2 separate regions of the Homo sapiens genome follow, and region 2 is linked to region 1. Evidence: chromatin loops called from intact Hi-C (ENCODE). Cell type or tissue: Calu3. All regions are shown on one strand. Links, peaks and the distances in the headings refer to the core of each region. The heading gives the core; the rest is flanking DNA.

Region 1 (16,840 bases), core at 5,978-13,977:
TTTGTACTAGTTTTTGGAAAATATTTTATGTTATATCCTTATATGAAGCTAAATAGAAGCTAGTTATACTTTTTCCTTAATGCTTACACAATTTCTTATGCTCTTTAACCAATTTATTTAAAATACTTTTGTTGTCAAGACCAGAACACCACAGAAGAGACTTATCTTATGGTGCTCCCACTTCACTAAGCCTGGGGTCATTTACATGATCCTTTCACGACCAGTAAGGGGAAAATTCCTCTTCCTGAACTTATACCTTTTGAGTTATGGCCTTTCATCTCTTCCTGGTCTTCCCAGTGTCATCCCCTCCTTCACCCCAGCCACAGTCCAACACATCAAGTTTGCTAAATGTAAACATAAACTTTCTATCTTATGAGATCTGTCACAGAATTGTCCCAACTTGTCAACAGTCTTGGGTATTTAAAAAGTTCCACAAGGGGCTCCCTTGTACTACTTTTATTTTGTATCCCAAAGAGGCTTCACTTCTTAGAATTCTGACCTAGTCTCACCTCCCTCTTTCCCCAGGTCTAGGCTGATACTCTGAGATTCCAGGATGTGTAAGCGATCTTTACCTGCATAACCCCAGACCTTCTATTTCACTTCAGGTCAAAAGAGTGGCAGAGCAACTGGATGCCTCCTCAGCCACCACCTCAGCTGGCATCTTCCTGAGGTGTCCTTTCAAGAAGTTTCTGATGAGTCTTTAGTTCTCTTCCAGGCATTAAGTTTTATATTGAGTTTTCTTTTCTCCAGTGTGCTTTCTGGATTCTGTTTTCCCCAGGCTCCTCTTCCTGTTTTCTGTTTATAGTCCACACTTGCTCTGGAGGTACTGCAGCCCTTCCACTGTGGATTATCTCTATCAGGTTCTTTCATGCCTATCCTCTCCAAATGTCATGTACACACCCTGTTATCTTCCCACAATTCTGTCCTCTGAACTCTGGACCTGGAGGTTTCCATCTCTGATACACAACCTCTGACTTACATCCCAGATAATCCTTCCCCTGCAAAGTTCCAGTAGCTATCTGATGACAAAAGGGGGTGGTTTTCTCTCCCAAAGACCATGCCCCTGACCTTTCCCCTTTCTTCCTTCTGGCCATTCATCATACCCAGAGCATCTACTGGGAGCTGAATGCATAGTTTTTCCAAGTGGACCACTATTTTTACTACAATAAAAAAGGACTTTTAAGATAAAAACTGTATCCTGAAATGATGAGTGGAGTTAGAAGGATATAATGTCCTGTTACTTGGCTTTTTGAGGGTTGAGCATCAGCCTCCTCCAAGCCCTCTCTGGGTTAATATCATTTCTTATCACAAGCAACTCTCCTAACCCTGACCCTTGGGGGCATCTATCTTCACTGGTTTCTTCTATGTTCACTTACTGCTGCAGATTGAGTTCTCAATCCACTCCCTGGAACTGTTGGGTCCTCTGCCTTGGCCTTGCCGTCACTTGCTCAGCTTCTATCACAACTGCCTTTCGATCATATGCCCCCAGCATCTCAGGAGCATCCCACATTTATTGGTTCATTCTTAGTTACTCTAATGTTCTTGGCTCTTCTTTTCAATAGAGGTCTTCCTTTTATTTCCCCAGGATATTCTTCACTTTACATCAGTTCATGTTGGTGCCTCTTCTCCCTCCCTCTCTCTCTTCCCCTCCTCATCCTTCCCCCTCTGAAATTTTATTTTTCCTAAAGCTCCAAGCTTATTTGCAACTCTGCTGCCAGCATCCCTAACCTCTTAGGTGAAAAATCATGAGGGTCAAATCAGGCACATTAGTTTGGTGAACTTTCAAACATCCCACTCTCTGGAATTTTGATCAGGGATCTGACTTTACTAACGTTGTTGTTTTGACCTTAATTACATGTGCACTTTCAAGATTCTGTTTCCATTTTATCACATCTAGTTCAAAAATCACAATGTTTTGGAGGGAAGCATATTTTGATGAATTTTATATTATTTTATTTAGAATCCCTTTGCTGTATTCTCATTGTTGTGATCTGAGTACCTGATGTAAAAATCGTGCAGTAGTGTGTGTTCATTTGGAATGAATGAGGAAAAAATCTGGAGTGAATTACCTAAAGGGTCTAAGTCAGCTATATGACCTAGGTTGCACATCAGAACCACCTGTGGAACCTTCATAAAGTGAAAAAGATATGCCTCTCCCTCCCCTGAGCAATTCTGATTCAGGAACTTGATGGGAAACTCAGAACTACTCATCTACATGATTCTTGAGATAGTGACATCTATAGCCACAAGGAAGGTACGGTGCCTGGAACTTCATCTCTGTGAACTAATATAAGTAATAAACTTGGCCTTCTGTGATTTCACCTTGCCTTCTTTGCTTCTCTTCATAGAACCAAACTTTATATGATTTCCTCACTCTTAAGAGCCCCATCTGGATGTTCTAAAGTAACAACAAAAATAATTGTTTAGATGGACTGATATAGTTTAGCTGTGTCCCCACCCAAATCTCATCTTGAATTATAGTTTCCATAATCCCCATGTGTCATGGAAGGGATCCCGAGGGAGGTAACGTAATCATAGGGGTGGTTACCCTCATGCTTGTCATGCTGTTCTCCTGATAGTGAGTGAGTTCTCATGAGATCTGATGGTTTTAAAAGGGACTTCCCCCTTCACTCAGCACTCATTCTTTCTCCTGCTACCCTGTGAAGAGGTGCCTTCTGCCATAATTCTAAGTTTCCTGAGGCCTCCCCAGCCATGCAGAACTGTGAGTCAATTAAATCTCTTTCCTTTATTAGCTACCTACTCTTGAGCAGTTCTTTATAGCAGTGTGAGAACAGACTAATACAGTAAATTGGTACCACAGATAGTGAAGTGCTGTTATAAAGATACCCAAAAATGTGGAAGCAACTTTGGAACTGGGTAATAGGCAGAGGATGGAACAGTTTGGAGGGCTCAGAAGAAGACAGAAAAATGTGGGAAAATAGGGAACTTCCGAGAGACTTGGAGGGCTCAGAAGACAGGAAGATGTAGGAAAGTTTGGAACTTCCTAGAGACTTGTTGAATGGCTTTAACCAAAATGCTGACAGTAATATGGACAATAAAGTCCAGGCTGAGGTGGTCTCAAATGGAGATGAGGAACTTGTTGGAAACTGGAGCTAAGGTAACTCTTGTTATGCCTTAGCAAAGAGACTGGCAGCATTTTGCCTCTGCCCTAGAGATGTGTGGAACTTTGAGATTGAGAGAGATGATTTAGGGCATCTGGCAGAAGAAATTTCTAAGTGGCAAAGCATTCAAGAGGAAGCAGAGCATAAAAGTTTGGAAAATTTGCAGTCTGATGATGCAATCAAAAAAAAAAAACATTTTCTGGGGAGAAATTCAAGCCTGTTGCAGAAATGTGCATAAGTAACAAGCAGCTGAATGTTAAGACAATGGAGAAAATGTCTCCAGGGCATGTCAGGGACCTTCATGGCAGTCCCTCCCATCACAGGCCCAGAGGCCTAGGAGAAAAAAATGGTTTCATGGGCCAGGCCCAGGGCCCCCCTGCTGTGTGCAGCCTAGGGACTTGATGCCTTGCATCCTGGCTGCTTCAGTACCAGCTGTGGCTAAAAGGGGTCAAGGTATAGCTCAGGCTGTGGCTTCAGAAGGTGCAAGCCCCAAGCCTTGGCAGCTTCCACATGGTGTTGAGCCTGCAGGTGCACAGAAGTCAAGAATTGAGGTTTGGGAATCCCACCTAGATTCCAGAAGATGTATGGAAACACCTGGATGTCCAGACAGAAGTTTGCTGCAGGGATAGAGCCCTCATGGAGAACCTCTGCTAGAGCAGTGTGGAAAGAAAATGTGAGGTTGGAGCCCCCACATACAGTCCCCACTGGGCCACTGCCTAGTGGAGCTGTGACAAGAGAGACACTGTCCTCCAGACCCCAGACTGGTAGATCCACCAACAGCTTACAGCATGTACCTGGAAAAGCCATAGGCAATCATTGCCAGCCTGTGAAAGCAGCTGGAAGGAGGGCTATACCCTGTAAAGCCACAGAAGCAGAGCTGCCCAAGGCCATGGGAGCCCACCTCTTGCATCGGCATGCCCTAGATATGAGACATGGAGTCAAAGGAGGTCATTTTGGAATTTTAAGGCTTAATGACTGCCCTGTTGGATTTTGGAATTGCATGGGACCTGTAGCCCCTTTGTTTTGGACAATTTCTCCCATTTGGAATGGGTGTATTTACCCAGTGTCTGTACCCCATTGTATCTAGGAAGTAACTAACTTGCTCCTAATTTTACAGGCTCATAGGTGGAAGGGACTTGCCTTGTCTTAGATGAGACTTTGGACTTGGACTTTTGAGTTAATGCTGGAATACTTTGGGGGACTGTTGGAAAGGCATGATTGTGTTTTGAAATATGAGGACATGAGATTTGAGAGAAGCCAAAGGCAGAATTGTATGGTTTGGCTGTGTTCCCACCCAAATCTCATCTTGAATTGTAGTTCCCATAATCCCCACGTGTCATGGGAGGGACCCAGTGGGAGGTAATTTAACCATCATGCTGCTCATGCTGTTCTCATGATAGTGAGTGAGTTCTCGCAAGATCTGATGGTTTTATAAGAAGCTTCCCCCTTCGCTCAGCACTCATTCTCTTTCCTGCCACCCTGTCAAGAGGTACCTTCTGCCATAATTGTAAGTTTCCTGAGGCCTCCCCAGCCATGTGGAACTGTGAGTCAATTAAATCTCTTTCCTTTATAAATTATCCAGTCTTGGATATTTCTTCATAGCAACATGAGAACAGACTAATACACAGACATATGAGTAAAAAACCCAAAATCTTTTTCCAAAGGAAAAGAAAGAGTGGAGGCATTTTGTCATGCTAATTTATCTGCAATGAGATATGAGAATTTCTTTCTGCACTCAGGATGGCCCTTTGATTTATTTATCATCTAATACTCTTCATAACATGGGGACATCTGAACCAGGATTGAAAAAAGTATTTGGAGTAAAGAGTCTTTAGAAAGAATGGAAACAAAGTTACCAAAGATTTTACTTGCTCACACATTTATTGAATGACCATGTCTTGTCTAGTGAATGCCAGGTGCTGTTAGGTGACATTTTCTACAATCAAATTTAGTAGCCCTTAATTCTTTTTTTTTTTTTTTTTTTTTTGAGACGGAGTCTCCCTCTGTCACCCAGGCTGGAGTGCAGTGGTCTGATCTCTGCTCACTGCAACCTCCGCCTCCCAGGTTCAAGCAATTCTCCTGCCTCAGCTTCCTGAGTAGCTGGGATTACAGACATGTGCTGCCACGCCCAGCTAATTTTTTTTTTTTTTTTTTTTTTTTTGTATTTTTAGTAGAGACAGGGTTTCAGCATGTTGGTCAGGCTGGTCTCGAACTCTTGACCTCATGATCCACCCACCTTGGCCTCCCAAAGTGCTGGGATTACAGGCATGAGCCACCACGCCCAGCCCCCTTAATTCATTTTTAAGAGCCTGAGTTCATGAGAGAAAAGGAGAGGGGGAAGCTAGTTTCTTTATGCTTTTGTCAATCCCATTCTCTCTTTATTCTATACCTTATCATGGCCATTTTATTTTCAATTCTTTTCCATTTCCTTTCATGTCATGTATACAGTCAGCAAGAGGGGAAGAATACCTTTCCTTCTCTGCTAAGAAATAGCAAGGGATCTTGAATAATTTTCCCTCTGATATGTGTTAACTGATCTTGTTCTACCTCTGTTTTTGCTGTTGGATTGCTGTCTGTCAGACACTGCTGATGATTTCTAAGTAATTCATTTGTCCCACAAGTGGGACAAATTATTCCCTAAAATACTTGAGAAAGTGTACAGTAGAGGAGCCTAGAACAACAAATCTGGCTCAATTCTAGCCTCCTATAATTATCTACATGCCCTGAGGGAAGCCATTTATACCTGAGACTCCATTTACCCCCTCTGTATAACGGACGTGAAGACCTACATGTATTATTAGTCCGTTATCACACTGCTGATAAAGACATATCCGAGACTGGGCAATTTACAAAAGAAAGAGCTTTAATTGGACTTACAGTTCCACATGGATGGGGAAGCATCACCATCATGGTGGAAGGCAAGAAGGAGCAAGTCCCATCTTGCATGGATGGCAGCAGTCAAGGAGAAAATGAGGAAGAGGCAAAAGTGGAAACTGCTCAAACCAACAGATCTCGTGAGACTTACTCACTACCAGGAGAACAGTATGGGGAAAACTGCCCCCATGATTCAGTTATCTCCCACCGGGTCCCTCCTAAAACATGTGGGAATTATGGCAGTACAATTCAAGATGAGATATGGGTGGGGACACAGAGCCAAACCATATCACCACATAAAGGGTGATGAGTATTATAAGCAATGTCCTTTAAGTGCCTAGTATAGTTCCTATCTTACGGTAGATGGAGATATTATTATTCATTACTGCAATGGTTAATACTGAGTGTCAACTTGATTGGACTGAAAGATACAAAGTATTGATCCTGGGCATGTCTGTGAGGGTGTTGCCAAAGGAGATTAACATTTGAGTCAGTGGGCTGGGAAAGGCAGACCCACCCTTAATCTGGTGAGCACAATCTAATTAGCTGCCAGTGTAGCTAGAATATAAAGCAGGCAGAAAAATGTGAAAAGAGAGCCTGGCCTAGCCTCCCAGCCTACATGTTTCTCCCATGCTGGATACTTCCTGCCCTTGAACATCAGACTCCATGTTCTTCAGTTTTGGAACTTGGACTGGCTCTCCTTGCTCCTCAGCTGGCAGAGAGCCTATGGTGGGACTTTGTGGTCGTGTGAGTTAATACTAAATAAACTCCCATATATAGATATGGAGTTTATGGCAGACTCCTATATAACCACCACTAACTGCCATTAAGCTTTAAAAATAAAAGAGTTTTGTCAGTAAATATATGAATGGCTTATAGATGAACACTTCAAATAATCCATTACACAATCTCACCACTCAATATCATACTGTCAAAGAACTCTTATTAAGCAAGAGGACATGTCATGTGAAAGACCCAAGATACACTGAACCATATTACATCAGTACCCTGTTTTGTTTTTACCACTAGACAATTTGTTAGACTGATTTATTTTCTGTTATTACTTTCCATTGTTCCAGGAAAAGGAAAGAAGGAAGAAAGTCTCTTCCTTTGAATGTTAAAGATTTAATTGCGGCTGGGCGCAGTGGCTCACACTTGCAATCCCAGCACTTTGGGAGAATGAGGTGGGTGGATCACAAGGTCAGAAGTTCGAGACCAGCCTGGCCAACATGATGAAACTCCTTCTCTACTAAAAATACAAAAATTATCTGGGTGTGGTGGCAGGTGCCTATAATCCCAGCTACTCTGGAGGCTGAGGCAGGAGAATTTGAACCTGGGAGATGGAGGTTGCAGTGAGCCAAGATCGCACCATTGCACATTGCACTCCAGCCTGGGCAACAGGGTGAAACTCCATCTCAAAAAAAAAAAAAAAAAAAAAAAAAAAAAAAAAAAAAAAAAAAGCATTTAATTGCACTTAATTTTGAACAGAAAGCATGGAGAAAACATCACTTACCTTCTCAAACTCCATTTTGTACACCCCAATTGACTGAGTGGTGCTTTCCCACCCTCATCCACAGATCACAGAGACACAGCTAGGACAGAAGAATTCTCCTCTAACAGCAGATCTGGCTGGGTACAAAAAAAAAAAAAAAAAAAAACAGGAAATGTTCTAAGTGACTTTCATCCATTTATTTCCAAAGTAAATAATCCCACAGAAATGGATAGGAAAAAAATTTAGCCTACATTCTTTTACTTTACAACATAGTTCCAGATATAGTCTTTGGTTTTATTTTCATAACAAGTTACGTTCTTAATATGTCACAGTGAATTTCAAGGAAAGCATTATTTGTCATGGTTCCAAATATTAATGTCTCTGATGAAATTGATGTTTCTGTCATTTCTAGTTGTCAGAGTTTCTGTTTCCTCAAGGTCTTCTCTAGCAACAAAATCCCAAAATTCTTTAAGAACATGAAGATGGCTCTTGATACAATTTTGTATTATATTGCATGTTAGATCTACAAAGAGGCTCTTCTCCCTATACTGAGAGAAACTCTTTCTGATTGAGTCCTTGTGTCTTCTAAAGTGGATCACTTTATGGTATTGTTTGTTCTTAATAGTAATGATCAGAATGGTAACACTAAGCAAAGAGCACCTGTAGGGCTGGGCTAATTATTTTACATATTAGTTTATTTAATCCTCCAAACTTCCTGTAAAATAGGTTTTCATTTCTGCATGGCATAAGAGAGGCTTTCAAGGGATTAAGAGGCTGCAAGTCACAATTTGGTAAAATCTGGAACTAGTAAAATCTACATCTCTCCCCAACTCCAAAACTTGTGTTCTTTATGCAGTACTAACCAGAGTAAGAAGGAAAATGTGTAAATAAATTATGCTACTTGACAGTTATAGAACCTAAGCAAATGATAAATGCAAAGTCTACCAGTAGTGAGTCAAGAGCAAAGTCTAGGGGTTGAACCCAAGCAGCCCCAGACATCCAATCCAGAGCCATGTTTGGGTTAACATTCATAATGTTTTGATTTTTATTCAGAATAATTGCCCACATTTAAAACTATGCAGAATTCCCATAAAAAGCAGGACTGAGAACTTCTATTGACAAATCAGAATATCTAGCAACTTGGGCCTCCACATTCCCACATGGTAGCAATAAGTGAAGCAGAGTAGCAGATGCCCCTTCGGACAGGACACTCCACCCATGCACTGCAGCCTACTCTCTGCTGACTTAGTTTGTGTGCCTGAACCCTCAGGGCTTTTGAGTTTGTGACCCTCCTTTTCTCCATGGCATCCAATGTAGTCAAATTAGAAGGGTAAAATGTTCTCAACTTCATAAATATACAGTGTGTCAAAAACTATAAGAAAGAATGTAACTTGTACCTTTTCCTCAATGGTTTCTTCCTGGGGATGACCCAGAGATTGTGAGGGTTTGGAGAACAGCCTAGGGCCTTCAATTAAAATAGTTTTGTCTTTGGTTACTACCGGAATAAACCTGTAAGCAGACAGCTGTTTCATGCCAGCTGAAATTCTAGTCTTGGGTGGGATGGCAGAGGTTTATGACTTCAGATGAGAAACAGGCAGGAACAGATTATATTCTTATGCCAAGTTTCTCTCTTTATTGCCATGGAAGCAAGAAGAGCAATGCAGAACATGGAAAGCTTTGCTAGAGCAGTGTTTCACTCAGACTTTCTGCAAGACATCAGGAGCTGCTCGAGATTTTGCAAACACATTTATGGGAAAATCATGGCTATAGAAAAGCTCCTAAAATTAAAACAGAGCTGGAAAAGAATAAAGATCATTGCATTTGTCTTTAAACTCAGAAGCAGAACCCCTGGGATTTAGCATTGTATAACAACACTGGAAACATTATTAACATTAATAAATAAACATCTGGATTGACTTGCAGTCTAAATTTAAGTGTCCTAAATATTTTGGCTCAATTATAACTATACTGCTTTTTTCTAAATTCTCAAATGTTTCTTCTGTCCTTAGCTTATATTTCATTTTCTTCTAACTCTTTTAACTCGAATCTTTAAATGGACCTTGTTGTATAAATGTTTAAGCACCAAATGTCTATATAAGGATATGGAATTGATATTGATTTCAGATTTCATATTTGTACAATCTGGGTTCTTTACATACTTATAGGCTTTTAATTGGAATTACATAATCACACCATTTGTTTATCTTTATTTCATATAATGCTTTCTGTTATATATAATTTCAAGAGTGCCAAAATTTACCAACAAAGTTTTAGTTGAGCTAAAATTAAACCTGCATGCTATTATGAAGCTATCTGTTATTTCCATTTTTAAATATAAAATTAGCCAGAGTTAGCCCAGTTTGGGATAGTATTAGGGAGAACCCATAAAATATGGTGACATAAACCACATTATGCCATAATCATGGCCAAGTTTCACTTGAATTCTCAAATGTATTCAAAAAGCAAGAGTAAAGGTCAGCAAAACACATCTTCACCAAGAAAAGTGCAGTAAAACGAATGCCAAATTAAATGGGCCAGCTACAGAGAATTCTACCCATAAACACAATGCTTATACTTAATCTGTTTCTCACCACCTTCATTTGAGAACGCTGGTCTCAGGTCCCTGGGCTGCTGTTCCTGCCTTGAGCTTTTTTGTCGTTGCAAGCCACGGGGTTGCTATGCAAAGTCCCAACGCATGGAACCAGAGTTAATCATTCACAGGCCTTTTTGCCTGAAATAAGATGCTTTTCATTTCCCTTGGCTTATGTGAATAATGAAAAAAGAAAACAAACAAAGGAGATAACTGCACAATGTTAAAAGATAATCCCTTAGCATAACTATTGTCTAGAAGGCTGAGCACCGTAGTCAGGCAAAAATCCAGTCTGCATTCAGTGACTACACTGACATTTATTTATAAGAGATTATGCCGTGACAGAGCTTCAAGTCATTTAGAAATGCTCCCATTCCCCAAGGCCTTCGTTATATTTATATGCAGGAGCCCATATTATTTTTCCTGGTGTTATGGCAACAAGGATTTCAGTGTTTACAGAGCTATCAAGTTCTGACAAGCCAAGCCGGGGACTTTGCATCACTGGCTTGCATTAAAATGGAGCGCAGGACCTGGAGAGCTGAGCTGAAGCTCAGCTGTCTGAACAACTAATACCTGAGCAGAAGAGGGTTAGGAAGCAGGCAAACGGTGCTAATCAACTCACAGAGCCACTTTCCCCCAAGGGAATTTGCCCTCATGATCCTGCGGTTTAAGAAATATATTACAAAATACGCTGAACCTAGGAAGTCATATTAAACTCAAAAGAAAAACAAAACCCAAATTCCTACTACAATTTTGTACTCTGCGTGGATGTTTTAAAGCTGTGTTGAGTATCGTACATTAGAGTCCTTTATTAGGCCTCTGGAGTAGAGAAAGGGGAAATGAAAATGCAGTGGGTGAAGAAAGGGCAGAACAAATACTCTCTCTGTGCCCACCTTTGGTTTTTAACTACACAATGGAGATCAGCCCAGCTTACGTTCACACCTAATTTAACCACTGCCCAGGGCCCAGTAGTTTCTAGCATACTCCAGCTCTGAAGCTAATTACTGCAGGAAGCTGGTTATGAAAATGTCCCAGAAATATCTGTATCTCACAGACAAAATTATTTTGAGAACTTGCCACCTGCTCCACGAAAATAAATATATGGAAGCAGGACCTTGCGCTCCATGGTTTTCTACATTGAAGTTGTTTTCTGGAGTTGGCCCAAACTCCTCCATATTCTCTGACTAGAGACAGAGCTAGAAATCATTTAAAAAAAAAAAAAAGTCCTTCCAAACATACTCTTTGGACATCTTGGTTCTAGATGGAGCAGGAAATAAAAGCCACAAGCTTAACCTCTGATACAATAAGCTACCACCTTCCAGTTCTAGATTTGGGCCTGGGAAATAATCAAGTCAGAGTAAAATGAAACAAGGAGTTCTAACCACATTTCTTTTTCTTCTTTTTCTTTCTCTCTTTATTTTCTTTCCTTTATATATGTGTGTTCATAAGGGTATTGGTACTCATTTGGTTATAAAAGTGTCACACTGAATTGTAGAATGAACTTCACACACGTCTAAATCCTTTTCAGTTTTTTTGAGATAGGGTCTCCCATTGGCAGTGCAATCATGGCTCACTGCTGCCTCAACCTCCCAGGCTCAAGTGATCTTCCCATCTCAATCTCCCAGGTAACTAGGATTACAGGCAAATGCCACCATGCCTGGGTAATTTTTTGTATTTTTTTGTAGAGACAGGGTCTCACTATGTTGCCCAGGCTGGTCTAGAACTCCTGGGTTCAAGTGATATGCCTGCCTCAGCCTGGGATTACAGGCATGAGATACCACACCCAGCTAATTTTTTTTTTTAATTGAGGTTTTGTTCTGTTTTAAGGATAAATAGCAAGAAATATGCAGATTTCCTAATGCTTAAGGTGAACATTTCAACAAATAATGAACTGAGACTTGCCAGGTACCGTAGACATGTGGAAAAAAGTTTTATTTACACAGTATACACTTTTAAGTCATATAAAATAATTTTTAATGGCAGAAAAGGTAGTAACAATAATTACACTAAATGTCTCTGAATGTCTTTCTTAGTAAACTAGAGCTATATAAGAAAATAGCTAGAAATGGGTGAGTGTGATCTCCTGGATTTTCCCCTTGGAAAAGACCAGTATTGACAGGGCCGCTTCACAAGACTCACTGGGAAGCCTGGGAGAGGCACAGGTCTTTGTGGCCCAGATACACAGCAAGCCCATTCTCTCATTAGCAACAGTGACCACTGTTTACAATACCTGTTGCTATCAGAGACTTTACCTTTTTTTTTCTTAAGAGTTAATCTTGCTCATAGTTTGTCAGCTCTTTTGGGATCCTAGCACACAAACTAGATTATCTGCGGCTGCTCTTCCCAGCAGCCAGAGATTAAAGGATATCATTTAAAGTTGTGCTTTCGGTGTCTTTTTATTTCTTTTGGTCTGCTCACTTCAGTTTACCACACAGCAGCTGCCAAGGCAGCTGATGTTACCATCTTCATCACAATGGTCTTCATCATTATCATCAAGAGAAGAACTTATTACAAACGTAATTTCCCAGATATCTTTCCTATGTGCTCTCAAGAAAATTACATAAGCTTGGGTCTGACCACAAACTCTGTAAATTCATCATTCATTCATTCATCATGTATTTTTTAGCCTTTAACTGTGTATGGCACTGTACACTACACTAAGGATACAGTAATATACAAGGTAAACAAGGTCTTCATCCTGATTGAGGTAAAATTCTATGGGGAGACAGTCAAATACAAATAAATCAACAAGTAATACAAATGCTGGTGTCAAATTTGCTAAAAAGGAAATTAAGACATTATGATGAGAATGACATAGACTATCTTTAGATATTGAGTGCTTAAAAACTTCTTCCCTGAATGACATTTAAGAAGGGACTTGTTGGGTAAGAAAACAGTTCTGAATTAATAAACTAAAAGCATTCTGTTCATGGTAAACCTAATGCTGCACAGGGCTCTTAATGGCTACTTAAATTAGATAAAATATTTCTGCCATATTTTACATCTCTCAGTTTTCCAGAGGATTGAACTGGATGATTTGGGGGAAGACTTATGTCTTACTCCAAAGCTTGATACTACATCATTAACTAATTCTATCTTTTGACCTCATTCATATTTTGGGTCCCACAACAGACCAGGACCTTCCTTTACTGAAGGAAGGTATAGAAACGTGTTTTTTAACCTGGCAGATTCCTGAAAAATTTCTCTTAGTATCCATCCTGAATTTACATACAAAATAAACTATATGGTTTATATACAAATCACTAATGAGAACATCTAGCACTTTCATCAGGTTTTTAAAGGGCTCTGAAAAAAGGATACAGGCACTCAGACAGATGATTCTAAAGTAGTCCATTGCTCTGGAATCTTTCAAAAAGTTGACTTGGACTCTTTTTTTTTCCATAATAGGCCAAGCTTCAGTTTCTTCATTCCACATACTTTTTAAAAATTGGTTTATAATCCAACATTTGTGTTTAACTACCTATTTCAAGATCATAATAACATGTGCTCTTGAAATATCAATAAGTCAAATATGGGCAAATGACTTTTGTTCGGTTGCCAGCTCCAACCCAATAACCTCTCCATGACTACTCCAGAGACATATGTAACAGGCTAAAAGGAAGTCACTAGAGGTTGTTGGTCCTCAGGCTCATCTAGAAAGATAATCCCAAGATGCACTTAACGACTGCGGAGACGTGGGTCGATGCAAGGCCATTCTCTATCCCTGATCCAGCCCAAGAGGAAGTTGATTGGATGCAGGTTTCAAGACCTAGAGTAAAATCATCATCAGAATCACCTGAGGGTTTCTTAATCTCAGTTATGTGGATGAGTTATGTGGGTGTAGATATATGGGTGTCAGTGTACTACCTTTTTAAACTTCTTTTGTATGTTTAAATTTTTTCACAATAGAAAGATGGGAAAAAGTAACTTTGCACAAGCTAATATTACTTTTATCTACACCTCTCCACTGGCCCACATGGTTATGATTCAAAAGATTCGCAGTAGAGACGCACACATTTGTGTATTTTGAAAATAAAGAGAAATATTCTCCTATGATTAAGATAGGCACACCTTGAAAACCACTGCCCTAAGAGGAAGTGGGAGACAAGGGCAATCGCTTCCCACATATGAAGCCCTTTCAGCATCCCCCTCAGTATCAACTCCCTTTTCCCCTCCCAGGAGAGCAAAGAGTCATTTGGGGGGCAGAATACCTGGACTGAACCCTCCGTTGTTTCCAGTGAAAATTGCCAGCTTCTGATTTAAGCTTCTAATATTTAGGCATACATATATATTATATATTATAAACATATACACACATATAAAAGCCCAAATATATGTGTGTGTGTATACATATATATGTACACATCTATATAAGCCTGGTGACAGAGCGACACCCTGTCTCAAGAAAAAAAAAAAAAGCACTTTTGCATGGCTTATTCTCTTTCTTTCCCTGGCTTCGCTCATGAAATCATTGGGTTCTCCTAGAGACATGTCCTTAATTAGTTACCTGCATAAGAATTATCATCTAAAAGGATTCACTTTTGCGAAGGCAGCCTGACACCCAACTTTTCCATTTCTAGCTCAGGGATATCTTGATAAATGTATCTCACTCCTGAGTAAATCAGACATATTGCAAAGAGGAATGATAGTAATTTTTAAATGATGCAAAAGAAATCAGTATTAGTATGTCTCAGAAAGTTCTAAGTTCAAGTTCCTATGTTTCAGATAAGCTATATATATATATATATATATAGAGAGAGAGAGAGAGAGAGAGAGAGAAAGAAAGAGAGAGAGAGAGAGAGAGAGAGAGAGAGAGAGAGAGCCAGGAGTTTGAGAGTAGGATGAGCAACATAGTGAAACCCTATCCCTAAAAAAAAATTTTTTTTTAATTAGCCAGGTGTAGCTAGGACAGTCCTAGCTACTTAGGAGGATTGCTTAAGCCCGGAAGTCCAAGGCTGCAGTGAGCTATGATGGTGCCACTGCACTCCAGCCTGCGTGACAGAGTGAGACACTGTCTCTAATGTCTCTACAATCACCAGCAGGACCCTCAATAGTGTAACTTAGTAGAATTAAATATACTGAGGGCAAAAAGCACGGCTTCTAGGAGCTGAGTAACTTTGTGCAAGTTATTTAATTTCTCCAAGGCTTAGTTTCATATTTGTTAATGTGGGTAATAATACTCACTATACAAGGATTTTTGAAGATTAAGTTTTAAAATCTATCAAGAAATGCCTAGCACAACGTCAGGCATATAATAGGCACTAAATAAATAATAGTTTCTTGTTCCTTGAGACATGTTTCTGAACTGGATTGTACTTTTTTTTCCTGAAATTCTTGAGAATGACTGGATTCCAATTGTTACATGGTACTAGGGGCAGTCTATTAAAAAGTACAGATCCTCATTAACACAATCTGACATGATGCTGGCAGAGCTCTCAAAAACAAGGAACTCATAGTTTTCTTTAGTTTTAGCTTCTATATGAGAAAAAGTTTATTTTTATAGTGTATTTGAACAAATAGAACTGACCTATGTTTTAAAATATATAAAGCTGATTACATGTACAACTGTGTGTCCAAACTTCTGACATGTTAGACTATCATCACTGTTTTCCACTTGGACTCAAGGATGTTAGGTTTCAGCATATGGCTGCCAAGGAATGAAGTCTCATATAGAGTGGGGGCATAAGGCCTGGCCCAACAATCTTCTGTAGGAATCTATGTTCCCACCTAGATTGAGTGCCTAAGCACCAAGTAACACTGAAGCAATAAAATCACTTCTTTTTCATTTTGTTTTGTTTTTAGATGGAATATAGGATTTTATTTTATTTTTATAATTTCAACTTTTATTTTAGATTCAGGGCACACATGTGTAGATTCATTATGTGGGTATACTGCATGATGCTGAGGTTTAGGGTACAATTGATCGTGAGCATAATACCCAACAGTTAGTTTTTTAAACTTTGCCCTCCTCCCTCCCATCTAGTGGCCTCACTGTCTATAATCACTTCTGAGAGAAAAAGAAAGCATGTACCAGAAGAAGGTTAAAAGTAAAAATATATATAAGACATAGAGTTGTAAGAGGAATAGACGAAATTATGAGAAACGGTAAAAAATTAATGAACAATAATTATTGGCAAAGTAGTTAATATAAGAGACATACAGTTCTAGCTTACTATTTGTAATTTCTAAACTCAAAATAAGTCTGTCCAGATGGATGGATGAGTGAATGAATGGATGGGTGATGGATGGATAGCCACAGATATTAAAGATGTTATCATAGATTGATAGCTGTTGAAATGAATTGAATAAGGAAGAGCATATACCAAATTTCTGAACAGGCATACACTACAATTCCCAGATGAAGGCTTTATTTTTCCATGTGTCTTTGTCATTTTCCTTTTATGTATTACCACCTGGTGCCCTTTTGTTCCCCAGCCTAGCCCCATAAGAATGCAAGTTGCTTGGCAACTGATCCATTCACTCAAGTGTCTCAAGGAAATAACCCTAGTTCCTAGGATGGTGCATGATCCAAGTTATTATAGTAAGTTCTAGTGTTTACATCTAAATCTGAAGAGATAATCCTTGTCCACAGTATTTCCATTGCAGTCTATGAAAATCCACGTACAAGCCAAAAAAGGTAAATGAGAGCAATATGACCTGTTCTTTCTTTCAAGAACTATTAATTTCAAAACATATGAACAGATACTGGTGCAAGTTAGTCTGATGCTGAAATATTCTTTGGTCAAATAAAACCAAGAAAAT
Region 2 (16,840 bases), core at 5,649-13,648, 170 kb after region 1:
GGAAAGGAAAAAAAATAAATTGTCATGGCTTGCAAATGATATGACTATATAAAAAATTTAGGAGAATTTATACTCTATTAAACTGATACAGAATGTACTCTTAGAATATGCTAGCAAAGTTACTTGTAACAATATCCCAGAATCAATTTCATTCCTACTCACCAGCAATAACTAGTAAAAAAAATGTAATTTCTTAAAACACAATTTAAGAGACTTTGGAATAAACGTCATAAAAGATGAGTAAGACTTTTGTGAGGAAAATTTAAAACTTCATTAAAAGGCATAAACTAAAACCTAATTGTGTGTGTGTGTGTGTGTGTGTGTGTGTGTCTAGTATAGACAGAACTATACAACATCAGAAAAATATTAACTTTCCCCAGAATAATCTGTAAATTTCATGCAATTAAAAAAAATAAATTTTTGAGCCAGGCGCGGCAGCTCATGCCTATAATCCTAGCACTTTGGGAGTCCTAGGCAGGCAGATCACGAGGTCAGGAGATCCAGATCATCCTGGCCAACATGGTGAAACCCCGACTCTATTAAAAATACAAAAATTAGCTGGGTGTGGTGGCGCACGCCTGTAGTCCCAGCTACTCAGGAGGCTGAGGCAGGGGAATCACTTGAACCCAGGAGGCGGAGGTTGCAGTGAGCTGAGATCGTGCCACTGCACTCCAGCCTGGTGACAAAGTGAGACTCCATCTCAAAAAAAAAATAGATTTCTTTCTTTTTTTCCTTGATGTACATGTGTATAACTTCTTAAGCTGTTACTAAAATTCATATGGAAGAGCAAAGATCCAAGAAAAAATTTTTAAGTCAAAAGATAACAGAGAAATACCAGGATTATGTTCAGCTACAGAGTAACAAAGAAAAGAAATCATCTACAATGGCTTAAACAATAGGGTATTATTTGCATCACATAACAAAAGAACATTCACCTATAATGAGAAAAGATAAAAATATGCTAGTTGGATATTTCCAGGTAGCATTTGTTGTTCTACCTGCCTTCTGAATTTGTTCTACCTGCCAATTATTGGATTTGTTCTACCTGCCTATTATTTCTTTTATTTTTATTGAATTTTATTTTTTAGAGACAGGGTCTCATTCTGTCACCCATGCTGGAGCACAGTGGTATGATCACAGCTCCCTGTAGCCTCAAACTATTGGGCCCAAGCAATCCTCCTGCCTCAGCCTCCTGAGTAGCTAGGACTACAGGCACACACCACCATGCCCAGCTAATTATTTCTTTTTTCTTACTTTTTTTTTTTTTCCTTTAGAAACAGGGTCTTGGCCGGGCACAGTGGCTCACACCTGTAATCCCACCACTTTGGGAGGCTGAGGCAGGCGGATCACAAGGTCAGGAGATTGAGACCATCCTGGCTAACATGGTGAAACCCCATCTCTACTAAAAATACAAAAAATTAGCCGGGTGTGGGGGCAGGTGCCTGTAGTCCCAGTTATTCGAGAGGCTGAGGCAGGAGAATGGGGTGAACCCAGGAGGCAGAGCTTGCAGTGAGCCGAGATCGTGCCACTATACTCAGCCTGGGTGACAGAGTGAGACTCTGTCTCAAAAAAAAAAAGGAAGAAAGAAACAGGGTCTCACTCTGTTACCTAGGCTGGAGTACAGTGGTGCAATCATGGCTCACTGCAGCCTCAGCCTCCCAGCTCAAGTGATCCTCCTGCCTCAGCCTCCCAAGTAGCTGGAACTACAGGTGTGTACTACCATGCCCAGCTAATTTTTTTTTAAATTTTTTGTAGAGATGGGGTTTTGCCACGTTGCCCAGTCTGGTCTCCAAACTCCTGGGCTCAAGCGATTCTCCTATCTCAAGCCTCCCAAAGTGCTGGGATTACAGGCATGAGCCACTGTGCCCAGCAGCAATTATTTCTTAATGTTAATTAATAAACTGATATTGTGGTTATACATCAATCTGTATGATCTTGACTAATGAGTCAACTCCTACAGAAGGAACCATTTTACCCAGTGATAAATTTTAAGTTTCTGATTCTATAAGATCAGATTACTATGAATTCATGAAAGTAAAGACCATCCTGTGAGGCCACCTGATAGACAACCATTTGATCTTCTTCAGGAAGCTACTCTTCTACTTTGCCACATTTGAGCCCTTCCATTTTAAAACTAACTCCCCTTATACCAATTCCATGATTATTCACTGTCCTTCTGATTTGAAACTCAGCTTCCCATATTAATCTACACAAAGGAAGATTATTTCTTCATCTTGTATGGTACTTTCCAATCAAAATTCCTAACTATGTGCTAGACACTGTTCCAAAGTTGGGAGGCCAGGGAGTGTGAGTTTTTACATGTCCTAAAGAAAAAAGAAAGAATATACTAGGTAACTAAATGATCACTGCCATTCCAGGGTTCTGGGGGTTGGTGCTGTTTTCACAGTAGCATGTGGCAGTATGCTTTGCCTAGAGTAGATGCCTGATAAATATTTTGATTAATTGGTTATCACAGCAAACAATAAAACCAGTACTCCATAATTTTTTGATATTAAAATTCCCCAGAATGTGTCCTTACCATATTACCCCCATCATATGCCTGGTAGAGACAAATTAAGTCAAGCCAAATGAATAGGTTAAATAGTTCAGCATGGCTCAATGAGACACGCAGCACAGGGATGCAACGGCCTACTCGAGTGACATGCTGCTTTTGTGTCTAAGGTGATCTTTTTCAGCATAATTATCAGCACATCTTAACATGACACTGAGAGGTAATTAAATGCACTTTGGACTGAAGTAGGGAGAAAGATGTGGGAGAGGGAATAAGCTTTTTTTCTTTCACAGTCAAAAAATCAAAGAAAACCATGGTTTAATGCTCCAAGACCCTCTCCTGGTGGCATGGAGGGAGCTCTTGCGGCTCTCCCAGACTGTCTCTTCAGTCTGAGACAGATTTTTCTTCTTTAAAGATACTACATAAATCACTGATGGGAAAATAATTTACAGCCACAGTGGAAGAAAGGAGCAAAAAACCAAGAACATGTCTTCTGGATTACAATGAGAAGACCTGAATTTTCAGCAGGCTTTATAAAGATGGAATCAGGAGCTGGGGAAGAATCTGAGCCCTTCTGTGCCCAAACAGATTTCCCATCTTCAGGCTGCCGCTGGGATCCATCTGTTCAACACTGGCTGCAACACAGGCTGGGGCAAAATGTGCCATTAACAGCTTTGGGGAGGTGGGAAGTAGGAAGGGGAAATGGTGAAACACAGAAAGGTCCCTTAGAATTAGCTGGCTTCTAACTACCAACATTTAACTATATGTTGACAGGCAGCAGTAAAATTTGCTACCTAGTCTCCCCTGTCAATCTGGGCATCAAGACTGTTTCTTACCAAAGGGACTCAAACACAGGGAGAAGACATAATTTGGGATAGGTTTCTTGTTTTGTTTTGTTTTGTTTTTTGAGATGGAGTCTCACTCTGCTGTCCAGGCTGGAGGGCAGCCGCACGATCTCGGTTCACTGCAACCTCTGCCTCCTGGGTTCAAGCAATTATCTTGCCTCAGCCTCCCGAGTAGCTGGGATTACAGGCGTGCGCCACCATGCCTGGCTAACTTTTGTATTTTTTAGTACAGATGGGGTTTCACCGTGTTGGCCAGGCTGGTCTCTAACTCCTGACCTCAAGTGATTCGCCCACCTCGGCTTTCCAAAGTGCTGGGATTACAGGCATGAGCCACTGTGCCTGGCCAATTTGGGATAGGTTTCTATGGAGAGATACCCAAAAGACTAGAAACTTAACACTTGGCATAGTTTCCCTTGCGATTATTTCAATTTTGATAGAATACAAAAGAAGAGTAAGAAACTGTAAATCTCATTTACATCTGTACAGATTCTTAAGCCAGTAAGAGGACATGATTAGCATGATTCATTATATGATCTGCTTTTTGGGAAGATATGGACTTTCAACATCATCCCCAAAAGGTAACCTTGAACAAACCTATGTTTGTCCTACTCATCACTTTTGTCCTATGGGTCATTTTCTGAAAGTTAAACAATTACTCCACTAATAGATTACTGCAGTCAATGTAGACCTTTAATTTGAATAACTTAAAAACTAAAATATTTATCTCTGGAATTTGTGATGAGGTTTAATTTTCCACATGTATCTTTTTTGAGGAGCATGCTGCTCAGGGAAAACCTCTCTGAGAAGATAACCTTTCTGTAGAGATTGGATGGATGCCAAGTGTAATGTAATCCTAGTTGCATATATTAATTGACATGTTTTCCCTTCTGATAATCCTGTTACCCCTGACCCTGCCCTTTTCAGGCAGTTAAACTGGAGAAATCCATCCCCTCAAAGGAGGGCGGCTTTATCAGAACTCTTAGAACCAGAGTGTCAAGGCCTAGATCCCAGCTATCAGACAAAAGAATCGGAGGGATCTGTGCCCAGTCCCTACAATGTAGCCTTGTCTACATAAGCAGTGAATCACATGCAAAACTAAAACAGTCTGCCATCTGACTCGTATGAAACCACCTGCCTATGTTTGGAATTCTGAACCGTGGGCCACATCTGTACAACTAATAGTTACTTGGTGCCTACTGTCCTACTCTGTACAAGACTTATAAAAAATATAGTTATAAGTGATCTATCTTTCCTGTTCTCCAAGAGCTTAAAACCTCACAGAGGAGACAAGAAATATATCCAGATGGGGCCAGGCACGGTGGCGGTGGCTCACGCCTGTAATCCCAGCACTTTGGGAGGCTGAGGCAGGCGGATAACAAGGTCAGGAGATCAAGCCCATCCTGGCTAACATGGTGAAACACCTGTCTCTACTAAAAATACAAAAAAAAAAAAAATTAGCCAGGCGTGGTGGCCGGCGCCTGTAGTCTCAGCTACTCGGGAGGCTGAGGCAGGAGAATGGCGTGGACCCGGGAGGTGGAGCTTGCAGTGAGCCGAGATTGCACCACTGCACTCCAGCCTGGGCGACAGAGTGAGACTCCATCTCAAAAAAAAAAAAAAAAAGAAAAGAAAACAAATATATCCAGATGGCCGGGGGCGGCGGCTCATGCCTGTAATCCCAGCACTTTGGGAGGCCGAGGCCGGCGGACCACGAGGTCAGGAGTTCGAGACCAGCCTGACCAACATGGTGAAACCCCGTCTCTACTAAAAATACAAAAATTAGCCAGGCGTGGTGGTGGGTGCCTGTAATCCCACCTACTCAGGAGGCTGAGGCAGGAGAATTACTTGAACCTGGGAGGCGGAGGTTGCAGTGAGCCGAGATCACGCCATTGCACTCCAGCCTGGGTGACAGAGCGAGACTCTGTCTCAAAAAAAAGAAAAAGGAATATATCCAGATAAGTTTAATACAAGGAACTATGAGAAATAGTTGCCAGAGAGCTGCCACTCCATCCAAAACGCCCCCCATAGCCCCTGTGTCCTTCATATCATCAAAAGCTATGATTATTTTTGAGGGTGTTACTTGTATATTCACTGTCTCCCCAGGTAGAATAAGCAGGGATGAATCTATCTCTACACAATAGTTTTCCCAGTACATACCACATAGCCCAGCTATTCAAAGGATACTTTGTTAAATGAATGAATGAGTGAAGGAATGAAGTCATGTTGGGGTCTATTTTTGTTCAGTGATTATATCACATTTCATTTTTCTGTGAGAGTTTAGAGAAGCAGGCCTCGTTGCTGGATAGTCTGCTGCTAACTTGGCACCACCAACACCCCCTCCTAAGTGTGGAAACTTCTACACAATCGTCTTGCAGAGTCACTTCACGGGAGAAGACTTGGGGTAGATGTGGAGTGTGAAGCCTATTCTCTGGAGGCATTTGTACACAAATGCACAGGCAAGGTTGCACAGCAGACTGAGACAGCGAGAACTTCTCAGAGGTTCTCAAGAGGTGCAGCAGCTTGCAGACAAGCTTTTGAAAATTACTCCAAGTGTTTGGAGCTGTAGGCTTCAGTGTCAACCACTCTGACCTTTGGGGCTGTTCCCCTGATCTTCAGGGGTAGTTTTATGACCTGTGCACCAGTGCAGCCCTCCCTCCCAGCTATTCAAAGGTTGCATGAATTCCTAATTCTCAATTAAACTCTTTATATCTGGAATACATAGAGTGGCTTCTGTATTCCTGAGCAAGCCCTGATTTGTCCACTCGTTTAGGAAGTGTGAGTTTACCCTGTCCCTGCATCTGACCACACTCACCTGAATAGTCTCTATCTCTGGGACAATTCATTTGAGTGATTTCAGATTACCTTTCCTTTGGTACAAAAAGAAACCAGTGGACATAGAGAAATCCTTTTTGGTTTTTTTTGAAATGGAGTCTCACTCCGTCGCCCAGGCTGAAGTGCAGTGGCTTAACCTTGGCTCACTGCAACCTCCACCTTCTAGGTTCAAGCAATTCTCCTGCCTCAGCCTCCCAAGTAGCTGAGACTACAGGCCACCATACCTGGCTAATTTTTGTATTTTTAGTAGAGAGGGGGTTTCATCAAGTTGGTCAGGCTAATCTCAAACTCCTGACCTCAAGTGATTTCCCGGCCTCAGCCTGCCAAAGTAGCTGGGATTACTGGCATGAGCCACCACGCCTGGCCGTGGCTTTTTATTTTCACATAAGCCAAGTGATTTTCAGTCAACTATTCTTCAAGATATAAGTTTGTAAACATTCTATACTTTTGAAAATCATGCATTTTAATTTTAAGATGATAGGTTTTGGAGCATCTCCAATAACTTAAAATGATACCTCTTACCAGGTATGTTTTTACTCCCATTTATAGGTGGAAAAGCTTAGACTTGTAAGAGCCAGTTGTAGCTCTGTCTGATATATCACATTCTTTACTTTGGAACATTTAAAAACCAACATCATTTGAAATAGAAAGTTTCAAAAATAATGGCAATTTTTTATAGCCAGTCTCATGAATGTTACAAGGGGCCACACCTTGAAACTCAACTTTAAACTTAAAAATATAGGCCACACATATTCAAGTGATTAATTTTAACTTTCAGGAACATTTTATTGTACTTTCCTGAAGATTTTTACTCAAATTTTCCACTTCTGGTTTTTCCCAATGCACGCTGGTCCTAATCTCTGCCAAATTCACTAAGATTGCTCACAGATAATGCCAAAGGTGCAGCAGTAGCAACAATTTTTTTTTAAGACGGAGTCTTGCTCTGTCTCCCAGGCTGGAGTGTAGTGGCATGATCTCGGCTCACTGCAACCTCCATCTCCCAAGTTCAAGCAATTCTCCTGCCTCAGTCTCCCAAGTAGCTGGGACTACAGGCATGCACAACCACGCCCGGCTAATTTTTGTATTTTTAGTAGAGACAGAGTTTCATCATGTTGGCCAAGCTGGTCTTGAACTCCTGACCCCAGGTAATCTGCCTGTCTCGGCCTCCCAAAGTGCTGGGATTACAGGCGTGAGCCACCGTGCCCGGCCACAACAATTTTTTAAAAAGAAAGATTACCCCAAGTTAAGAGCTGAGTGGCCTTCCCATCATGGATATCAGAAGTAGGCTTCTCCAAGCAGCATGTCAAGAACACCAGGGTGTTATAAACACACAACAGTGCAGCGATGAGAACCTGGCTTTTCTGGAGTCCACACTGGCCTCTTCTCCAAGGGAGCTGCTGTATGACAACAGACGGCTGCTGTGTTCCTCACCTTCTTGTCGTAGGCTCTGCTGTGGTTTATTCCCCATGTATATGATTCAGAGCTCCTTACCAAGCACCTCTGTGGCAGCCAAGGCTCCACCACTGATGAGTTATGCCCAAGTTATTCACTTTCTTCCATCTCCATTATGCTCAAGCAGAGCCCATTTCAGCCCCAACAGGCAACATGAGAACAAGGAAAGGAATCTAACATTTAGTGAGAGAGGCAGGTTGGTGTTCCTAAATGTGGTATAGTATATGAAGCATCAGAGTTACATTATATGACCCAACTCCAAATGAGAAGACTCTGTCTGGGGGACATAAGTCTCAGTTTCCTCTTCTGTTGTAATTAATGCCAACTCTTGCACTTGTGGTGGATATTGAGATAACGTACATAAAGCACCAAGCACAGTGGCTGGCACATGGAGATAACAACTATAATAGCTGGGTGCGGTGGCTTATGCCTGTAATCTCAGTACTTTGGGAGGCCAAAGTGTGAGGATCACTTGAGTCCAGGTGTTCAAGACCAGCCTGGGCAACAAAGTGAGACGCTGTCTCTGTAAAAAATAAAAAATGGGCTGGGCACAGTGGCTCACGCCTGTAATCCCAGCACTTTGGGAGGCTGAGGCGGGTGGATCACCTGAGGTCAGGAGTTTGAGACCAGCCTGGCCAACATGGCGAAACCCCGTCTCTACTAAAAATACAAAAAATTAGCCAGGCGTGGTGGCAGGCGCCTGTAATCCCAGCTACTTCAAAGACTGAGGCAAGAGAATCACTTAAACCTGGGAGGCAGAGGTTGCAGTGAGCAGAGATTGAGCCATTGTACTCCAGCCTGGGCAACAAGAGCAAGACACCATCTCAAAAATAAATAAATAAATAAATAAATAATAAAATAATTAAAAAATAAAAAATAAATTAGCTGGGCGTGGTGGCACACGCCTTTAGTCCCAACTACTTGGGAGGCTGAGGCAGGTGGATTGCTTAAGCTGGGGAGATCAAGACTGCAATGAGCCATATTTGTACCACTGCATTCCAGCCTGGGCAACAGAGCAAGACCCTGTCCCCGAAAGCAAAACAAACAAACACAAAAACCAACCACAATAATAGACACTAGCATGATTAAGCAATAAATGCTTTTTGCAGGAAAGTAGACTTGCTATGCCACTTACTAGCTGTGACTTAGACCAAACCCCTTCACCTCTCTGAGCCCTTGTGGTGGCCTCTTCTGTCAGCTGAATCTAATAACACTTGTGCTGTTTACTCATGGGCTATTGCGCAAGTCAAATGAGAAGACCTATGTGAAGGTGCACTGTAAGTTGCAAACCCCTAAATGAAAAAGATCCTGTGTAAGTCATTCCCTTACCAACCAAGCTTGCTTTGGTCGATTGGAAATTTTACAGGGCCACAGGATAAAATGTATTAGGAAGAACTGGTGTACAATCGTGATTATCGATTAACTTGTATTCAATCGTAATGCCTTAAACCAACTCATTTTGAAAACCTCTAAATACAAATAAATCAAGGCAAAACCAATCAGCATTTTTGTCAAAAAGAAAAAAAAAGATTGGCAGGAAACAAAAGCTATACCAAATATAAGAAGTTGCACATGCCTTCTTAATCTCCTACTGGGAGCAGGAAGTGAGTGAATGAAGGTTCATACTCCTGAGCACCCAGTTTCCCCAGCTATATGCACATCATAATATCCCTCAAAACTCCATTAGCTACTCCTCTGTTACAATTCCAGAATCACACAGCAGTTCCTATGCTCCTATATAGTAATTCAAAAATACAGACCTTTGGTCATTTCTCAGCCTTTTGGCTAAGATCAAGTGCAAAAATATACACATTTTACACACACACACACACAATTTAAGAACACATTGTAGAAATCGATCACAGCTATTACTCCTTTTTTTTTTTTTTTTGTTAACAATTCAATAGAATTACAAGAGGAAGAAGGAATGTCATTATGAACCTGGGTGTCTGAGAGGGCCAGAGAAGGACTGAGGGCAAACAGAAAGCTATGCTATCAGGAGGAATTTACACAGGTAGTCAGGTTTCTGAGTATGCAGAGGAAAGAAGTTTCAGTTGGATCACATTCAACAGGACATGAGCCCGGAAGGACTGCTTTAGTCTTATGATGTAAAAAGAAGTTATATAAGTTGAACAAATGCTCCTCTCTTTCAGGAATGTCTTACACAAGTTGCACAAACTGTCAGAAGCCTCAGGGAAATAGCCAGTGGTAAAAATGTTTGTCCAGCACTCAGCTGACAGGCACGCATTGCAAAAGTGTCCCTGGTATTTATTACCCTTGCCCTGCCCCCAACATATGCACACCACAGTACAGCAACGGGGCTGCAAGCGAACCACATCAAAGTGGAGCCTCACTCCCCTTTTGCCCTTCTGAGTTCCAGCCAGCCGATCAGGCCTGCTGTGCGGAGGTGAGCCTTTGAGAGGTCTTCCTCGTTCCTCCCTAGGCTAGACCTGTTCTAAACACAAACAGAGGGCTCCATCTCCACCACGGTTCATCTGATAAAAGTCACATTGTTCAAAGCCACACTCAGAAAAGCATTATAAATTGTACTACAGGAATAGCTCCTCATCAGCAGAAAGATAGCTTAAATAACCTAATAATTCCTATCTCTAATGCTGTGATTCTTTAGAACTGTTCAAGGGAAGAAATTCCCATTGGGCTGAAAAGATGGAAGGCATGGAGAAAAAAATAATAAAACATCTTTTCAAATCATTGGACCTTGTATATTTGCCCCCACCCTAAAAATTGGATCTTCGTTTACAGAAAATGACTATGGAGCATGCCACAAGTGAAATCCAAATTACCCTTTCCAGCTTGCTTTGGTGTGATAAAACGCATTCCAATTTTTTGTGTTGTAAAAGTCCAGAAAGATTACCACATTTCCCTCACAAGTGTCATCCAGGATATATTTGCACAAGTGTTATTTAAAGGTTGAGTTGATTGGATTAATGGAGCAGGCACCTCCACCATAAATGGAGGGCTTGTTAATCTAATCCTTACCTCCTCCTTCAAAAAGGCTACTGTTTCTGTCTTGTGTGTCTGAGAGAATGGTCCACATGAAGAGAATACCAACAGTAATAACAACCTGTACCGAGCGCTCCCTATGTGCAGACGCCACTTTATGCATCCTGCATTGATCAAATCCTTTACTCCTCACAGCAGCCTCAGAGGCCGGGCTGTTGTTGGCCCCATGCTTCCTTCCTGTGCACGTCTCACAGCTGGTGACACACGGTTTTTCCCTCATGCAGTGTTCTCTCTGTGGCCTGGCATCTGTGGCCATTGTTCACAAGGACGTCAGCCACCACTTCTTCACGTCACAGGATGTAATGTCTCTGCTTCTAAACCACAAGGTTTCCCCACTTTTCTATTTTTGTAAGTCAGTACAGATGCTGCCTTTCTGGGAGTTGTTTTTCTGGGAATTTGGACCTTCTTTTTTCCTAGGCTGTACTCACATACTGTTGTCATTCATCTTCCAGCCACATCTAGTATCTAGTGCAGCTGGATGAATGAGTTTTCCAACTAGTGGCTAATTGTGCCCTAGGGCAGCATTTTATAAAAATAGGGAGTGTGTGTATGTGTGTGTGCGTGCACACACGCATGCATGCATTCTCCAAATAAAGCTACTATAGAAGCTGCTATAGTGTATAAAAACATGAGCTTTGGAATCCAACAGTTCTAGGCTATAATCTCAGCTTCATCACTGGTTTCTCGGGGCCCTGGGAAAGATGACTTAACTTCCTTGAGCCTCAGTTTTCTTATTGGTAAAATAGAATAATGGCAACACCTACCTCAAAAAAAGTTATAGACTTTAAATATAATTTTATATAATATACAGTTATTGTATTAGGCTGTTCTTGCATTGCTATAAAGAAATACCTGAGACTGGGTAATATATGAGAAAACAGGTTTAATTGACTCATGGTTCTGCAGGCTGTACAGGAAGCAGAGTGGCATGTTTCTTTCAGGGGCATCAGGAAGCTTCCAATCATGGCAGATGGCAAAGGGGGAGCAGGCACATCACATGGCGAAAGCAGGAGCAAGAAAGAGTGGGAGCAGGTGCAACATACCTTTAAATGACCAGCTGTGAGAGCTAGAGCTCACTTATCACCAAGGAGATGTCCAGACCATTCATGAGGGATCTGCTCCCATGATCTAAACACCTCCCACCAGGCCCCACCTTCAACACTGAGGATTACATCTCAACATGAGATTTGGAAGAGATATCCAAACTCTATCAGTTATCATCACTTTAAAAGTGCTAGCTACTACTATTGCTATTTCTTCAAACTTTCACTGTGTAATTATCAACATCATCATTCACTTAATAGTATTGTGTTATATGACCTGACAATTCCATACTTAGCTGGATTCTCCAGGGAACTTTCCCTTATTTGCACAAGGAGACCTTTACAGGGATGTCACTGAAGCATTGTCTATAATAGTTGTGTGCTGAAATGGGTCCCCAAAAATGTGTATGTTGAAGTCCCAGCTCCCAGTACATCAGAATGTGGCCCTACTTGGAGATAGGGCCTTTGAAAGGTAATTAAGTTAAAATGAGGTGATTGGGGTGGGCCCTAATCCAATATCAGTGGTGTCCTTATAAGAAGAGGAGATTAGGACACAGGCATAGAGGAAAGACCATGGGAAGATGCATAGAAGAGACATAGCCATCTACAAGCCAACGAGAGGCCTCAGAAGAAACCAACCCTGCCAGTATTTTGATCTCAGACATCTAGCCTCCAGAATCATAAGAAAATAAATGTCTGTTGTTTAAGCCACCTAGTCTGTGGTACTTTGTTATAGCAGTCTTAGAAAACTAATACAATTACCATTTTTAGTATCAATCTGTTGTGCATTAATTTGATTAATCATGATCATTGGTTTATGGCACATATTATCATTGGGCTGTGAATGTTCAACTTATATTTAATTATTAACTTACTTTAAAAAATGTAATAAGCATCTGTGTACCTCTCTCCCAAAGCAAAAACAGGACCTGAAAATAACTCACATGTAATCACACATTCCACCACCAACCTCACCCATCTCCTAAGTGCACATCAATTTGAAAGTAGGTAAATAAATTACTGTATATTCATATAGTGGAATTCTACACAGAAGTGAAAATAAACGAATTGAAGCCATGATTGTTAACATGCATAAACCTCAAATACATATCACCCCTGGGGAAGAGGGAAGATGAGAATAGGATTGGGGTGGATATAGAAAGAGTTTCCATTGTATTTCTAATGTTTCATTTCTTAAGCAAAATTCTGGAATGCCAATATTTATTGCAAACTTGTCCAACCCATAGCCCGTGGATCACATGCAGCCCAGGATGGCTTTGAATGCAGCCAAACACAAATTCATAAACTTTCTTAAAACATTATGAGTTTTCTTTGTGAAGTTTTGATTTTTAGCTCATCAGCTATTATTAGTGTTAGTGTATTTTATGTGTGGCCCAGGATAATTCTTCTTCCAATGTACCCCAGGGGAGTCAAAAGACTGTATACCCCTGATTTATTATATTATCTATGCTTTTCTATATGCCTAATCATTTCACAATAAGTTTTAAAAACATAGTTTTTAAGGTACTTTTTCTGCAGCTTTAGTGTCATCCTCAATTATTAAAAAGAGAAAAGGAACAGGTGTTGTGGCCTGGAAGGGACCCCACTCTTCACTGCTATCCCCACCACCATGACCCCTTCTGAAAAATTAGGGGGATTCTATAGCTTTAGTATCTGTGACACCCCTACCTTGAAACTGGTCATGGCTTTCCTGGTGGATCAGCAGTCAGGCTGTTTAGAAGTCGTATTTCAGATCCTACTGGTTGATCAGTATTTTTCCATTTGCCATGAAAGGTGAACATAGGTAGGTTACTCTATGTGAACCTCAGAATTCTATGTAACCACCGTGACATACAAACAGAAGACTGTCATTGCTCTGAGAGTTAATGAAAAGTAAATACTGCTGAAGTGAAAGCATTAATGACATGCTAAAAATGCTAATTCTAATATGCCTGATCAAGCTAAGAAAGAATCAACTGAGCTTTTATTCTTTTAGAAGAGTTAAACAAAACTACATTGTGTAGCAGAAAGAGCTCAGGGAGATCTGGAGTTGAATCCAGCTAACGTATACACACTATTTGACTTTGACAAATTCTTTAACTTGTATAAGTCTCAATCTCCTTTTCTTAATATGAGAACAATGATCACCGCTTGGCAGGGTTTTTGTAGAATTCTATGAAGTAATACACGTCAAGCACCTTGGACAGTGCTACCACATGGCATGCTCCTGGCATATATAAATATGTCCCATCTCTCTCTGACAGTTAAATCATCCAAGATAAACAAAAAAACTGCAGCTATTACAGGGATCCCCTTAGAGTCTTTAATACTGCATCAAAGGTGAGAAATAAATGTGAGGGAATAAGAAGGGAAAGGGGTTCATGACAAACAGCGGAAATTTCTGCTGCAGGTTCCTCCTGATGCTTCTTAAGGTACAGTTAGCAGTACAGTTTCAAGGGAGAAAATAACATTTAAAAATTGGTAAAATGTTAAATCATAAGAAAAGAGTAAAATAAAGTTATTAGTCTTATAAAAGAGATGGCTAATGTGATTTTAATAGTTTCTCCATATTTTTCTCTAAGGAAAAGAGTGTTGAAAAATATTCTTATTCATAACTTTAAAGACCAGACAAGAAGACATGGATTTAAATTTGGAAGATTTCAACTAAACTTAAGAAAAAAAACATAGCTAGAGTGGCTATGTTAATTTCAGACCAAGGAGATTTCTACTAAAAGAGTATTATAAGAAATAAAGACATTATATGTAATAATAAAAGAAGAAATCTGTCAGAAAGACAACCATCCTAAATGTTTGTACCTAATAACAGAACATCAAAATTCATGAAGCAAAGACTCAAAGGGGGACAAATTCATACCCCTCTCTCAGTGTACTTATAGAACAAGTATAAAAAATCATGATACATAAAAACGATCTAAATATACAACTGATCAAATTAACTTAATTGATGTTTACTAAACGCCACACCCAACAACTGTTAAACATATTTGTTTTCCAGTCCACATAGAATGGTCACCCAGATAGGCCATATGCTGAGCCATAAATATGACTCAATAAATTTCAAAGGATTTAAGTCTTAAAGCACATATTCCATGACTACAATGGGGAAAAAATTGGGTAATTATGTGGGCAGATAATGAGAAAATCCAAGACAAGTGTTTCTAGGAAAAACACAACACCAAGATTAGGATAAACAATAAAAACAATCAATGAAGGTGAAAAAAAAGAACTAAAAAGACTGGGGAGTCTTCAAATGGAAAAAATTGTAGCAAATAATCAGAAAGTAAGGTATTACAAGGCACAACAGCCATTATTTTTATTTTTCTTAAAATTGATCCTAGTAGTGAGACAGCTGATGGCAATTTAGGTCACCGGATCCTCTAGAGTCCTCAGGAACACCTGTTTTAGAATAGCTTTGAAGTTTAATCCGTGTTCCTCAACTTTTATGGGCATACAGAAGACATGGGGCTCTTGGTAAACTGAGGCCTACCATTCATTACATCTGGGTTGTGACCTAAGATTCTGCACTTCGAAAAGGTCCCAGATGATGCTGACACTGCTAGTCTATAGATCATATTTTGTGTAGCAAGTTTTAGAAGAGACCATGTCATCATGATCTGCTCATCCAGTCAAGAAAAATAAAATAAAATTGCATAGTCAAGACCAACAACTTTTTCCCATTTCATAGCCCTTTAATCACTCACTTTAAGCTGATTTCATAAAAAGCATAAAATATTGTTTAATGCACTTGAATCTTTATAAGCAATTTTATCACAAATAAAAAAACAGGAAAGACATGCGGAGGAGATAGCTGAGCATGAAGCAATTGGTAAAACAAAGATAAAGAAGGAAGCTAGGTGAAGAGCTTCGCTTCTTGCATCTTGTAATAGGAACAACACTGTCTGTATATTTTTTAGGGGAAGAGAGTATAGTAAAAGACTTTGGGTTCCTCAATTGGCAATTCCAAAGTAATTTAAAATACTTAAAATGTGCTCTCATGAAATACGTTATAGGTGAAAACTTTAATAAAATTGTAAAGAAGTTGTGACCATAAGAAAAAAATTACCCATTTCCCCTGGAGAGAAATCTGTGAGCTACTAGGCTTTTTCAAGATTGATGACCAACTGAGTGAGCCTTCAAAAGAAAAATCCAGCCGGGCACAGTGGCTCACGCCTGTAATCCCAGCACTTTGGAAGGCCAAGGCGGGAAGATCACCCGAGGTCAGGAGTTCAAGACCAGCCTGGCCAACATGGTGAACCCTGTCTCTACTAAAAATACAAAATTTAGCTGGGCATGGTGGCGGGCATCTGTAATCCCAGCTACTCGGGAGGCTGAGGCAGGAGAATCACTTGAACCCAGAAGGCAGAGGTTGCAGTGAGCAGAGATCTGTGCCACTGCACTTCAGCCTGGGCGACAAGAGCCAAACAGTGTCTCAAAAAAAACAACCAACAACAACAACAACAAAAAATCACACAAAACAAAAGAAATCCTTTGAAACTCATAGCACAACAAAATGAGGTATACAGTACAATAAACTTGGTCACTAAAAGACTTAGTCAGTGACCCTGCTTATTTTTTCATATCCATTACCATGGAATTTGAAACCAAAATCTAAAGTAATTCAACACACCAGTTGTATTCTTTCATTCAGTCAGAGATCATTCAACCGATATTTAATAACACCCAGTGGTTTTAGCATATTTTTTCTATGACAGCATTTATCTAAGAAGAGTTTATGGTCCCCAGAAATCAATCTTTCTCAAGTAAGCTAATTTTTATATTTGAAAATAAATTTGGAAACAAATTCAGACTTAATGGAAAATAAATTCAGACTTATTATTGTTTAGAAATAAGTTCAGACTTAGAGAAAAGTTGCAATAGTACAAAGAACACCCATATGCCTTTTACCCACATTATCTTGTTAACATTTTGCCTCATTTTCTTTATTATTCTGTAAAATTTGAGACTAAGTTGCATTCATCATGGCCCTTTACCCCAGCTTCAGTGCATATTTCCTAAGAATAAGGATATTCCCTTACATAACCACAGTGCAGTTACCAACTTCAGTAAATTTAACATTGATGCAATACTTCTATCTAATCCATCACGTGTATTCC

What was found. A loop is a pair of places that touch in the nucleus more often than their neighbours do. Peaks named below come from ENCODE experiments on the same cell type or tissue, not always from the same donor. Only the 100,000 strongest peaks of a DNase experiment are listed, where the experiment ranks them.
Region 2: it touches region 1 in a loop (3-fold over the local background); 5 of 110 quality-filtered maps call a loop at or near these places.

What each region holds. Positions count from the first base shown.
Region 1 is chr4:123,643,572-123,660,411 of GRCh38, reverse strand. LINC01091 (long intergenic non-protein coding RNA 1091) reads right to left here and starts at 10,421. Exons shown (of 6, transcript NR_027105.3): 1 at 10,083-10,421; 2 at 7,510-7,625. In Calu3, for the core only: no CTCF peak of the experiment used is centred there; DNase peaks (open chromatin) are centred at 10,141 and 10,581.
Region 2 is chr4:123,472,084-123,488,923 of GRCh38, reverse strand. No RefSeq gene overlaps it. Among named protein-coding and RNA genes, the nearest start is that of TRC-GCA2-1, 28 kb to the left of the region's middle. In Calu3, for the core only: no CTCF peak of the experiment used is centred there; DNase peaks (open chromatin) are centred at 8,843 and 9,963.